Linked DNA regions of Homo sapiens: region 2 is linked to region 1. Evidence: read pairs that join two places in POLR2A ChIA-PET (ENCODE). Cell type or tissue: HCT116. All regions are shown on one strand. Links, peaks and the distances in the headings refer to the core of each region. The heading gives the core; the rest is flanking DNA. Region 1 has its middle 13 kb from the start of ZMIZ2. Region 2 overlaps NPC1L1 (NPC1 like intracellular cholesterol transporter 1).

Region 1 (5,377 bases), core at 155-5,154:
CACCATATTCAGATACTTCCGAGTTTCTTTTTTTTGAGATGGAGTCTTGCTCTGTCACCCAGGCTGGAGTGCAATGGCACAGTCTAGGCTCACTGCTACCTCTGCCTCCTGGGTTCAAGCGATTCTTCTGCCTCAGACTCCTGAGTAGCTGGGACTACAGGCATGTGCCACACACCCGGCTAATTTTTGTATTTTTAGTAGAGACGAAGTTTCACCATTTTGGCCAGGCTGGTCTCAAACCCCTGACCTCATGATCCACCCGCCTCGGCCTCCCAAAGTGCTGGGATTACAGGCATGAGCCACCGCGCCGAGTTTCTGAACCCCAAGTCAGGCAAGGTGCCGACATCTGCAAAGTGAGGACAAAAATCAGCTATGCCCCAAACTCTGCTGGCTGGTCACAGGAGGGATAAATTTCAACCCATTCTCCTCTAGCTGCCTTTGGGCCCTTCTAGCCGCTGGGCTCCTATGCCCAAGACCTGACAGGGTCTGCACCCCAGAACTTCCTGTGGGCCAGCAGCTCTCATGGGCTAAGTTGGTGCAGGTGGGCAGGGAGGAGAGAAGGGGTAGTGTCCAGAGGAACTCAGTCCCCCACAACTCCCAACACACATGCATAATGCTCTAACAGAGGTGAGATTCTAAGGTGGAAGTTGTGTTGCCTGTTTTCCAGTTAGCATTTGTATTATTTTCTAAGTGTCTCCTTCCAAGCCCTGTTAACCCCCACCCATGTCCATACCCAGACACCAGCAGCCCATGGTTGTGTAGGCCCTGCTGCCTAGTTTCAGTTGATCTTCCTGACCCCTGACCTCAGATGGACCCTAGGTGCTGGCAGGTTGGACTGATTCCTTCCCAGTCAATGCACCCTGCGCTTCCAGACACAGACCACAATTTCTCACCTCCTTGGCTCACTCTTCACAGACGACCTTCCTCCTGAGTCCACTGAGCCCATAAAAGTGATGGGAGAGAGCCTCAACAGGTGCCTCTTCCCAGGACCCCACCCAGCTGCCTCTGGACTGGGCTCAGCCTGCTCTGGTGCTCCTCCCTACTCCAGGCCCCTGATCTTCTGTACCCACTACTGAGCCACATCCAAGCACTTCGCAACACCCAATCAATGCTGCCCTTGCTCCAGCCCTTGCCAGCCCTCTCTTTTTGCTCTTTCTCTTTTTTTTTTTTTAATTTTTATTTTTTGAGACAGGGTCTCTTTGTAGCCCAGGCTGGAGTGCAGTGGTGTGAACGCAGAGCCCTCTGCAGCCTCAATCTCCCTGGTTGAAGTGATCCTACCACCTCAGCCTCTGAAATAGCTGGGACTACAGATACGTGCCACCATGCCCAGCTAATTTTTGTACTTTTTGTGGAGATGGGGTCTCCCTGTGTGCCTAGGCTGGTCTCAAACTCCTGGGCTCAAGTGATCCACCCATCTCTGCCTCCCAGAGCACTGGGATTACAAGGGTGAGCCACTACCATCAGCCTCTTTTTGCTCTTAATAACAGTCTATTCGAGCTATAAATTCACATTTATACAATTCACCTGGGGTGGGTGTGGTGGCTCACGCCTGTAATTCCAGCACTTTGGGAGGCTGAGGTGGGCAAATCACGAGGTCAAGAGTTCGAGACCAGCCTGGCCAACATGATGAAACCCCGTCTCTACTAAGAATACAAAAATTAGCTAGGTGTGGTGGCACACGCCTGTAATCCCAGCTACTTGGGAGGCTGAGGCAGGAGAACTGCTTGAACCCTGAAGGTGGAGGTTGTAGTGAGCCGAGATTGCGCCACTGCCCTCCAGCCTGGGCAACAGAGCAAGACGCCATCTCAAAAAAAAAAAAAAATTCACCTATATAAAGTATACAATTCAACAGTGTTATGTATATGAACATAATCAATTTTAGAGCATTTTTATCACTGTCAGAAGAGATCCTATATCCATTAGATGTCATTCCGCATTACCTCCTCCCCAGCCCCTGGCAACCAATAATCTACTTTTTGTTCCTATGGTTTGCCTATTCTGGACATTTAATATATACGGAATAATAAAATATGTGATCTTTTGTATCTGGCTTCTTTCACTGAGCATAATGCTTTCATGGTTTATTCATGTTGTAGCATGTATCAGCACTTTATTCCTTTTCATTGCTGAATAATATTCCATCATAGGGATACACCACATTCTGTTTATCTGTTCATGAGTTGATGGACATTTTGGTTATTTCAGCTTTTTGGCTACTATGAATAATGCAGCTATGAACATTCATGTATAAGTCTCTGTGTGGACATGCTTTCACTTCTCTGGGTACATACTTGTAAGTGGAATTAATGGGTTTAATGGTAACTCTATGTTTAAACTTGGAGAAACTACCAGATGATCTTCCTGTTCTCCAAAGCAGCTGTACTATTTGACATTCCCACCAGCAGTGTATGAGGGTTCCAGCTTCTCTACATCCTGTGTCTTTTTATTAGTCATTCTAGTAGGTGTGACGTGGCATCTCATTGTGGTTTTCGTTGGCATTTCCCTAATGATTCATGATGTTGAGAATCTTTTCACATACTTACTGCCATTTGTATATCTTCCTTGGAGAAATGACTATTCAGATCCTTTACCCGTTCTTAAATTGGATTTCTTTTCAAGAGGATGAGGGTCTCCCTGTGTTGCCCAGGCTGGTGTCTAACACCTGGGCTCAAGTGATCCTCTTGCCTCAGCCTCCTGAGTAGCTGGGACTAGAGGCACACGCCACTGCTCCCAACTTGGAATTCTTTGTATATTCTGGACACAAGTCCCTTATCAGATATAATTTGTAAACATTTTCTCCTATTCTGTGGATTGTCCTTTCACTTATTTTTTTTTCCTTTTTTTTTTTTTTTTTGAGATGGAGTCTTGCTCTGTTGCCCAGGCTGGAGTGCAGTGGCATGAATTACAGGCGCCCGCCACCACGCCTGGCTAATTTTTGTATTTTTAGTAGAGACGGGGTTTCACCATGTTGGTCAGGCTGGTCTCGAACTCCTGACCTCGTGATCTGCCCACCTCAGCCTCCCAATGTGCTAGGATTACAGGCGTGAGCCACTGCGTCCAGCCTATGTCTGGACTTTCAATTCTATTCCATTGATTTATGTATCTCTCCTTATGCCGGTACCTCACTGATCTGATTACTGTAGCTTTGTAGTAAGTTAAAATTGGGGCCCAGGTTCCATGGCTCATACATATAATCCCAGTGCTGTAGGAGACTGAGGATTGAGGATCCCTTGAGGCCAAGAGTTCAAGACCAGCATGGGCAACTCATCAAGATCCTGTCTATACAAAAGAATTTTTTTTTTTTTTGAGATGGAGTTTTGCTCTTGTTGCCCAGGCTGGATTGCAGTGGTATGATCTTGGCTCACTGCAACCACTGCCTCCTGGGTTCAAGCAATTCTCCCTCCTCAGCCTCCTGAGTAGCTGAATTATAGGCTCCCGCCCCCATGCCTGGCTAATTTTTGTATTTTTAGTAGAGACAGGCTTTCGCCACGTTGGCCAGGCTGGCCTGGAACTCCTGAACTCAGGTGATCTGCCATCCTCGGCCTCCCAAAGTGCTGGGATTACAGGTGTGAGCCACTACACCTAGCCAAAAAATATATTTTGTTAATTAGCTGGGCTTGGTGGCATGCACCTGTAGCCCTAGCTATTCAGGAGGCTGAAATGGGAGGATTGCTTTAGCTCAGGAGTTTGAGGGTGCAGTGAGCTATAATTGCACCACTGCACTCCAGCTTGGGAGAGAGATCCTGTCTGTAAAAACAAAACAAACAAGGAAAGGAGAAAGGAAGGGGGAAAGGAAAGGTGAGGGGAGGGAAGAGTAAGGGAGGGGAAGGGAGGAGAGGGGAGTGGAGGGGGAAGGGGAAGGAAGAGGAAAGGATGGGAAGGGAGGGGAGGGGAAGGGAGGGGAGGGAGAGGGAGTGGAAGGAAGGGGAAGGGAGGGGAGGGAAGGGAAGGGAATTGGGAAGTGTGAGTTTTCCAACTTTGCTGTCTTTTTTTCAAGGTTGTTTTGGCTATTCTGGGTCACTTGAATTTTTTTATAACTTTATGTCTAATTGACAAATAATAATTGTATATCATTATAGGGTAAAAGGTATTATTATATGTATACACTGTGGAATGATTAAATCAAGTTAACTAGGTCAGGAGCAGTGACTCATGCCTGTAATCCCAGAACTTTGGGAGGCCAAAGCGGGTGAATCACTTGAGGCCAGGAGTTTGAGACCAGCCTGGCTAAAATGGCAAAACTCCGTCACTACTAAAAATACAAAAATTAGCCGGGCACTATGGCTCACACCTGTAATCCTAGCACTTTGAGAGGCAGAGGCGGGTGGATCACCTGAGGTCAGGAGTTCAAGGCCAGTCTGGCCAACATGGCGAAACCCCATCTGTACTAAAAATACAAAAATTGGCCAGACGTGGTGGCTCACACCTGTAATCCCAGCACTTTGGGAGGCCAAGGTGGGTGGATCACCTGAGGTCAGGAGTTTGAGACCAACCTGACCAATATGGTGAAATCCTGTCTCTACTAAAAATGCAAAAATTAGCTGGGCATGGTGGTGGGCAGTCCCAGCTACTCCAGAGACTGAGACAGGAGAATTGCTTGAACCCGGGAGGTGGAGGTTGCAGCAAGCCAAGATCGTGCCACTGCACTCCAGACTAGGCAACAGGGTGAGATTCCTTCTCAAAAAAAAAAAAAAAAAATTAGCTGGACGTGGTGGCACATGGCTGTAATCTTAGCTACTCAGGAGGCTGAGGCAGGAGAATGGCTTGAACCCGGGAGGCAGAGGTTGCAGTGAGCTGAGATCGTGCCACTGCACTCCAGCCTGGGTGAAAGAGCGAGACTGTGTCTCAAAAAAAAAAAAAAAAACCCACAAAAATTAGTCAGCTGTGGTGGCGCATGCCTTAATCCCAGCTACTCAGGTGGCTGAGACATAAGAATCGCTTGAACCTGGGAAGTGGAGGCCGCAGTGAGCTTCTATATGATTGCACCCCTGTACTCCAGCCTGGGTGACAGAGCAAGTCTCTGTCTCAAAAAAAAAAAAGAAAAGAAAAAAAGTTAACTTATATATCTACCTATCTGTCACCTCATATACTTATTTCTTTGTGGAAAGAACATCTAAGATGGACTCTTTAAGCAATTTTGGAATATACAATCCATTATTATTAACTATAGTCACCATGCTATGCAGTAGATCACTAGAACTTATTTCTCCTAACTGAAACTTTGCATGTACCCTTAGACCAACCCTTTCCCCATCCACCACCTCCTGCCTCCTCCTGCCTCCTCCTGCATCTGGTAACCACCATTCAACTCTCTACTTCTATAATTCTGTTTTTTTGTGATGGAGTCTCACTCTGTTGCCCAGGCTGGAGTGCAGTG
Region 2 (5,377 bases), core at 60-5,059, 220 kb after region 1:
ACATCTATGTCAACCACAGCTTTGAAGGTTCTATCAAAGGTGCTGGTGCCATCAGCAACTTCTTGCCCAACAATGGGCGGCAGTTCTGATACAGCCAGAGGCCCTGTCTAGGCTCTATGGCCCTGAACCAAAGGGTTATGGGGATCTTCCTTGTGACTGCCCCTTGACACACGCCCTCCTCAAATCCTAGGGGAGGCCATTCCCATGAGACTGCCTGTCACTGGAGGATGGCCTGCTCTTGAGGTATCCAGGCAGCACCACTGATGGCTCCTCTGCTCCCATAGTGGGTCCCCAGTTTCCAAGTCACCTAGGCCTTGGGCAGTGCCTCCTCCTGGGCCTGGGTCTGGAAGTTGGCAGGAACAGACACACTCCATGTTTGTCCCACACTCACTCACTTTCCTAGGAGCCCACTTCTCATCCAACTTTTCCCTTCTCAGTTCCTCTCTCGAAAGTCTTAATTCTGTGTCAGTAAGTCTTTAACACGTAGCAGTGTCCCTGAGAACACAGACAATGACCACTACCCTGGGTGTGATATCACAGGAGGCCAGAGAGAGGCAAAGGCTCAGGCCAAGAGCCAACGCTGTGGGAGGCCGGTCGGCAGCCACTCCCTCCAGGGCGCACCTGCAGGTCTGCCATCCACGGCCTTTTCTGGCAAGAGAAGGGCCCAGGAAGGATGCTCTCATAAGGCCCAGGAAGGATGCTCTCATAAGCACCTTGGTCATGGATTAGCCCCTCCTGGAAAATGGTGTTGGGTTTGGTCTCCAGCTCCAATACTTATTAAGGCTGTTGCTGCCAGTCAAGGCCACCCAGGAGTCTGAAGGCTGGGAGCTCTTGGGGCTGGGCTGGTCCTCCCATCTTCACCTCGGGCCTGGATCCCAGGCCTCAAACCAGCCCAACCCGAGCTTTTGGACAGCTCTCCAGAAGCATGAACTGCAGTGGAGATGAAGATCCTGGCTCTGTGCTGTGCACATAGGTGTTTAATAAACATTTGTTGGCAGAAATGGTGTTTTATGTCACATGTCCTACCCTGGCTTCCTCCTCTCGGTTTAAGATAATTTTTGTGAATGACACAAATAATACATGTGTGGGAGAGTGATTTGTGGAGATACTAGTCTGTGTTTTGTTCTATTTCTCCTCCCTCTTTTCAAGAAAGTAGCCAGGCCATTGTGTGCTCATGCCTTACAAGGGCCTTTGAGGAGTGGGAGTAATTTCTCTTCAAACTGGGAGGGCACAGAGCCTGAGAGTCAGTCAGGAGTAGGATGTGCAGCCCCTCCTTTTCTGGAAGAGACTGTGAAGTAGGCAACACCTGGAGGAGCTACAGGAGAACCACGGTGCATTCAAGGAGGGAAGAACCCACCGTACAAACAACCAGCTCCCAGGAGGGCCCCAGGCCAGGGCAGTGGGTGGAAATGTCAAGGAACATTCCAGATCCCCTCGAGTCTTTCTGCCCCATGCTGGGTCCAGCCCTTGTTTGGCTGAGGGGCTGCTGTTGCTTTGAGGCTCAGAGGGACTGTCAGCATGTAAAGGGAAGACAAGCAAAAAGGGGTGGAAAGGAGCTGGCGTTTCTGGAGCCTACTATCTACTTTTGGGTCCTCATAAGAGCCCCATGTGCCAGCATCATTAGCCCACCTTTGGGAGGGTTGCTGGCTGACCATGATGGACAGGAGGTTTGGTGAAGGGACAGCTACGAGGGAATAGAGGCTGAGGAGAAATCGCACAATTCACCCTGTTAAAAACTCCACAGGTGCAGAATAAACAGATAGATTTGAGGAACAAAATAGCTTTTGACAGCAGACATTTCAAATCAGAGGAAAGGGTAGATCCTTCAGTAAACGGTGTGAGAGTAGTGAGCAAATTATTTGGATCAAAATAAAGTTATATCTATACTTCACACAATACACAAAATAAAAGTACAGACAGATTAAAGCACTAAACACAAAAATGAAACTATACAACTATCGGAAGGAAACACAGAAGAGTATGTTATAATCTTGGAGGGGGAAAAGTTTCCTAAGCACAAAGTCCAGAAGCCATAAAGGTAAACACTAAGGTATGACCATATAATAATGGAAAACATCTGAAAACACACAAAAAATTAAAGAAAGTTGAAAGACACATATGAGCTCAGAAAAATAGTTGCAACATATTTAACAGCAAATAAAATCAAGAAAACACAAAGAGTGCCAATAGTGCTCCTGCAAACATGGTGAACACTCCTAAAACCCACTGGACTTTCTGTAAGAAGTGTGGGAAGCACCAGCCCCACAGAGTGACACAGGACACATTTCCCTGTATGCCTAGGGAAAGCCATGTTATGACAGGAAGCAGAGGGGCTATGGTGGGGAGACTAAGCCAATTTTCCAGAAAAAGGCTAAAACTACAAAGAAGATTGTGCTAAGTTTTGAGTGCATGAAGCCCAACTGCAGATCTAAGAGAATGCTGGCTATTAAGAGATACAAGCATTTTGAACTGGGAGGAGGTAAGAAGAGCAAGGGCCAAGTGATCCAGTTCTAAGTGTCATCTTTTGTTTTATTATGAAGACAATAAAATATTGAGTTTATGTTTAAAAAAAAAAAGAATATACAAAGAGAGTCCAGGTACGGTGGCTCATGCCTGTAATCCCAGCACTTTGGGAGGCTGAGGCAGGAGAATTGCTTGAGGCCAGGAGTTCAAGACCAGCCTAGGCAACATAGCGAGATACTGTCTCTACAAAAAGTTTAAAAGTTAGCCAGGCTAGCTATTTGGAAGGCTGAGGTGGGAGGATTGTTTCAGCTCGAGTTTGAGGCTGCAGTGAGCTATGATGGCACCACTGTACTCCAGCCTGAGTGAAAGAGTGAGCTTCTGTCTCAACAAAAAAAAAAAAAAAAAAGAATATACAAAGAGAGGAAGGAGTGCAGGGGGGAGGTCTGGGTTATGTGGCTAACCTTCCCATTAGAAACAAGACATTCTAGCTAAAATAAATCTTAGCCGTGTGTGTGTGTGTATGTGTCTGTGTGTGTGTATGATGCATACAAGTTTAGGGTGTTTTAACCTTCTTGATAAATTGAGACTTTTATAGTTTGAAATGACTATAAAAATATCCCTTTTTATCTCTAGTATTTATTTTTGTCTGTTTAAGAGATGGGGTTCTCACTTTGTTGCCCAGGCTGGTCTTGAATACTTGGCCTCAAGGGATCCTCCTACCTCAGCCTCCCAAGTACCTGGAATTACAGGTATGAGCCACCATGCCAGTCCTATCTGTAGTATTTGTTCAACTGTATAATGTTATTATACACACACACACACACACACACACACACACACAGACACACACACACATATAAAATAACATACGGTTGAACAAATTTTATACTTAATAGTCAAACATTGAAACCCTTTCCCCTGAGATTGGGAATGAGACAAAGTTGCCCACTTTTACCCAACATTGCACTGGAGGTCTTAGCCATTGTAATAAGGCAAGAAAAAGAAACTAAGTTTATAAGGATTAGAAATAAATAAAATTGACATCATTCACAGATAACATAAATATGTATAAAAAAGATTCAGTCTGGGTGCAGTGGCTCATGCCTGTAACCCCAGCAATTTCTGAGGCCAAGGCAGGAGGATCACTTGAGGCCAGGAGTTCAAGACATAGCAAGACCCCACCTCTACAAAAAAAAATTTTTTTTAAAGATCCAAAAGAATCTATATATAAACTATTGGAATTACTCTAACAAAAGGTGGTCAAGAAAACTATGAAAAATAATAACTTTGTATTTTAATTTGTATAATATTGAGAGAAATTAACTGTCAAAAGAAATGGAGGAATATACCATGAATTGAGGGCTCTATACTACAGAGATGTCAATTCTCTTCAAATTAATTACTAGTTTCACTGTAATTTCAATAATAACCCCAGAAAATTTTTTGTGGAAACTGATAAGCTGATTCAAAAATTCATATAGAACCACAAAAGATGAAAATTCACGAAAGCAATCTTGAAGAAAAACAAAGTCAGAGAACTTACACTACTAGAAATCAAGATAATATAAATATATAGAAATAAAGATAGTGAGATTTTGGCACAAGGAAGAACAAATAGAAAAATGGAAAGAATAGAAAGTCCAGAAACAGATGATACCCACAAGGACACATGATTTATGATGGAGGAGGCATGCAGAGCATTGGGTAAAGGAGGTTTTTCAATGTAGGATGCTGACCTAGTTGGGTATCCACACAGAAAGAAATGAATCATGACCCTCTCCCCCAAGATACACAAAAATCAGTTCCTGATAGATTGTCAATCTAAATGTGAAAGATAAAATGATAGAGTTCTAAAAGGTAACATAAAAGAGTATCCCCAAGACTGAAATAGGAAAAACTTTTCTTAGGAAACAAAAGCCTTACTTATAGAGAAAAAGATTGATAAATTGAACTGTATTGGAATAAAAAAAAACTTCTGTTCTTCAAAAGACATCCTTAGGAAAGATAAAATTCAAACCATAGAGAGGAAAAGATATTTGCACATATCTGAAATACACACATATCTGAGAAAGGGCCTGTGCTTAGAATGCATAAAAAATCTCCTACAACTCAGCAAGAAAAAGACAGACAACCAAAAGAAAAGCTAGGCTGGCTACTCAAATAAGCAAATGGCCAATACAAGTTCCTCAATTTTGTCAGTCACCAGAGCAAGGCTGAGTAAAAGCACAGTGAGAGTTCTTCCTCTTCTCTTCCCTCACAATTTGGCCTACAGGCCATGGGGTAAGGTGGGGCCAGGCAGCACATGTGGGGTGTCAGAATCCAGGTGGTGTGGGGAGCGTTTCCACATTGGATCTGAGGGAGGAGAGGAGGGCATTCCACACAGAATAGGAACTACATAGGCCCAGTATGGGGCTAAGATGTCAGAACTGAGCTCTGATGTGCCTTTCTCCATGAGCAGAGGGACTGGATGCTGGAGATGGAGGGTGGAGGAAAGGTTCAGAGCCATCTAGAGATGGCAATTCAGAGGAAATGGGAGGGCAGATAGTCTCACTCTTCACAGTGAGGCAGAGTTTCCAAGCTGGTTTTGTCACTCCTTTGCTGGGCCTCTTTGGGTAACATATTTGACTTATCTGGGCTTTAGTTTCTTTTTTGCTTTTTTTTTTTTTTGAGACAGAGTCTCACTCTGTTGGCCAGGCTGGAGTGCACTGGTGTGATCTTAGCTCACTGCAACCTCTGCCTCCCGGGTTTGAGTGATTCTCCTGCCTCAGCCTCCCGAGTAGCTGCAACTACAGGCGCCTGCCACCATGCCTGGCTAATTTTTGTATACAGATAGGGTTTTGCCATGTTGACCAGGCTGGTCTTGAACTCCTGACCCGAGGTGATATGCCTGCCTCAGCCTCCCAAATTGCTAGGA

The links. Peaks named below come from ENCODE experiments on the same cell type or tissue, not always from the same donor. Only the 100,000 strongest peaks of a DNase experiment are listed, where the experiment ranks them.
Region 2: POLR2A ChIA-PET joins it to region 1 with 7 read pairs; 3 of 35 experiments call an interaction of 5 or more read pairs at or near these places.

Annotation. Positions count from the first base shown.
Region 1 is chr7:44,732,707-44,738,083 of GRCh38, reverse strand. No RefSeq gene overlaps it. Among named protein-coding and RNA genes, the nearest start is that of ZMIZ2, 13 kb to the left of the region's middle. In HCT116, for the core only: no CTCF peak of the experiment used is centred there; DNase peaks (open chromatin) are centred at 2,483, 3,833 and 4,153; H3K4me3 peaks cover 1,717 bases; H3K27ac peaks cover 3,264 bases.
Region 2 is chr7:44,508,159-44,513,535 of GRCh38, reverse strand. NPC1L1 (NPC1 like intracellular cholesterol transporter 1) reads left to right here. Exons shown (of 19, transcript NM_001101648.2): 19 at 1-1,001. The coding sequence ends at 89. It also overlaps the pseudogene RPL36AP27. Among named protein-coding and RNA genes, the nearest start is that of NUDCD3, 20 kb to the right of the region's middle. In HCT116, for the core only: no CTCF peak of the experiment used is centred there; no DNase peak of the experiment used is centred there.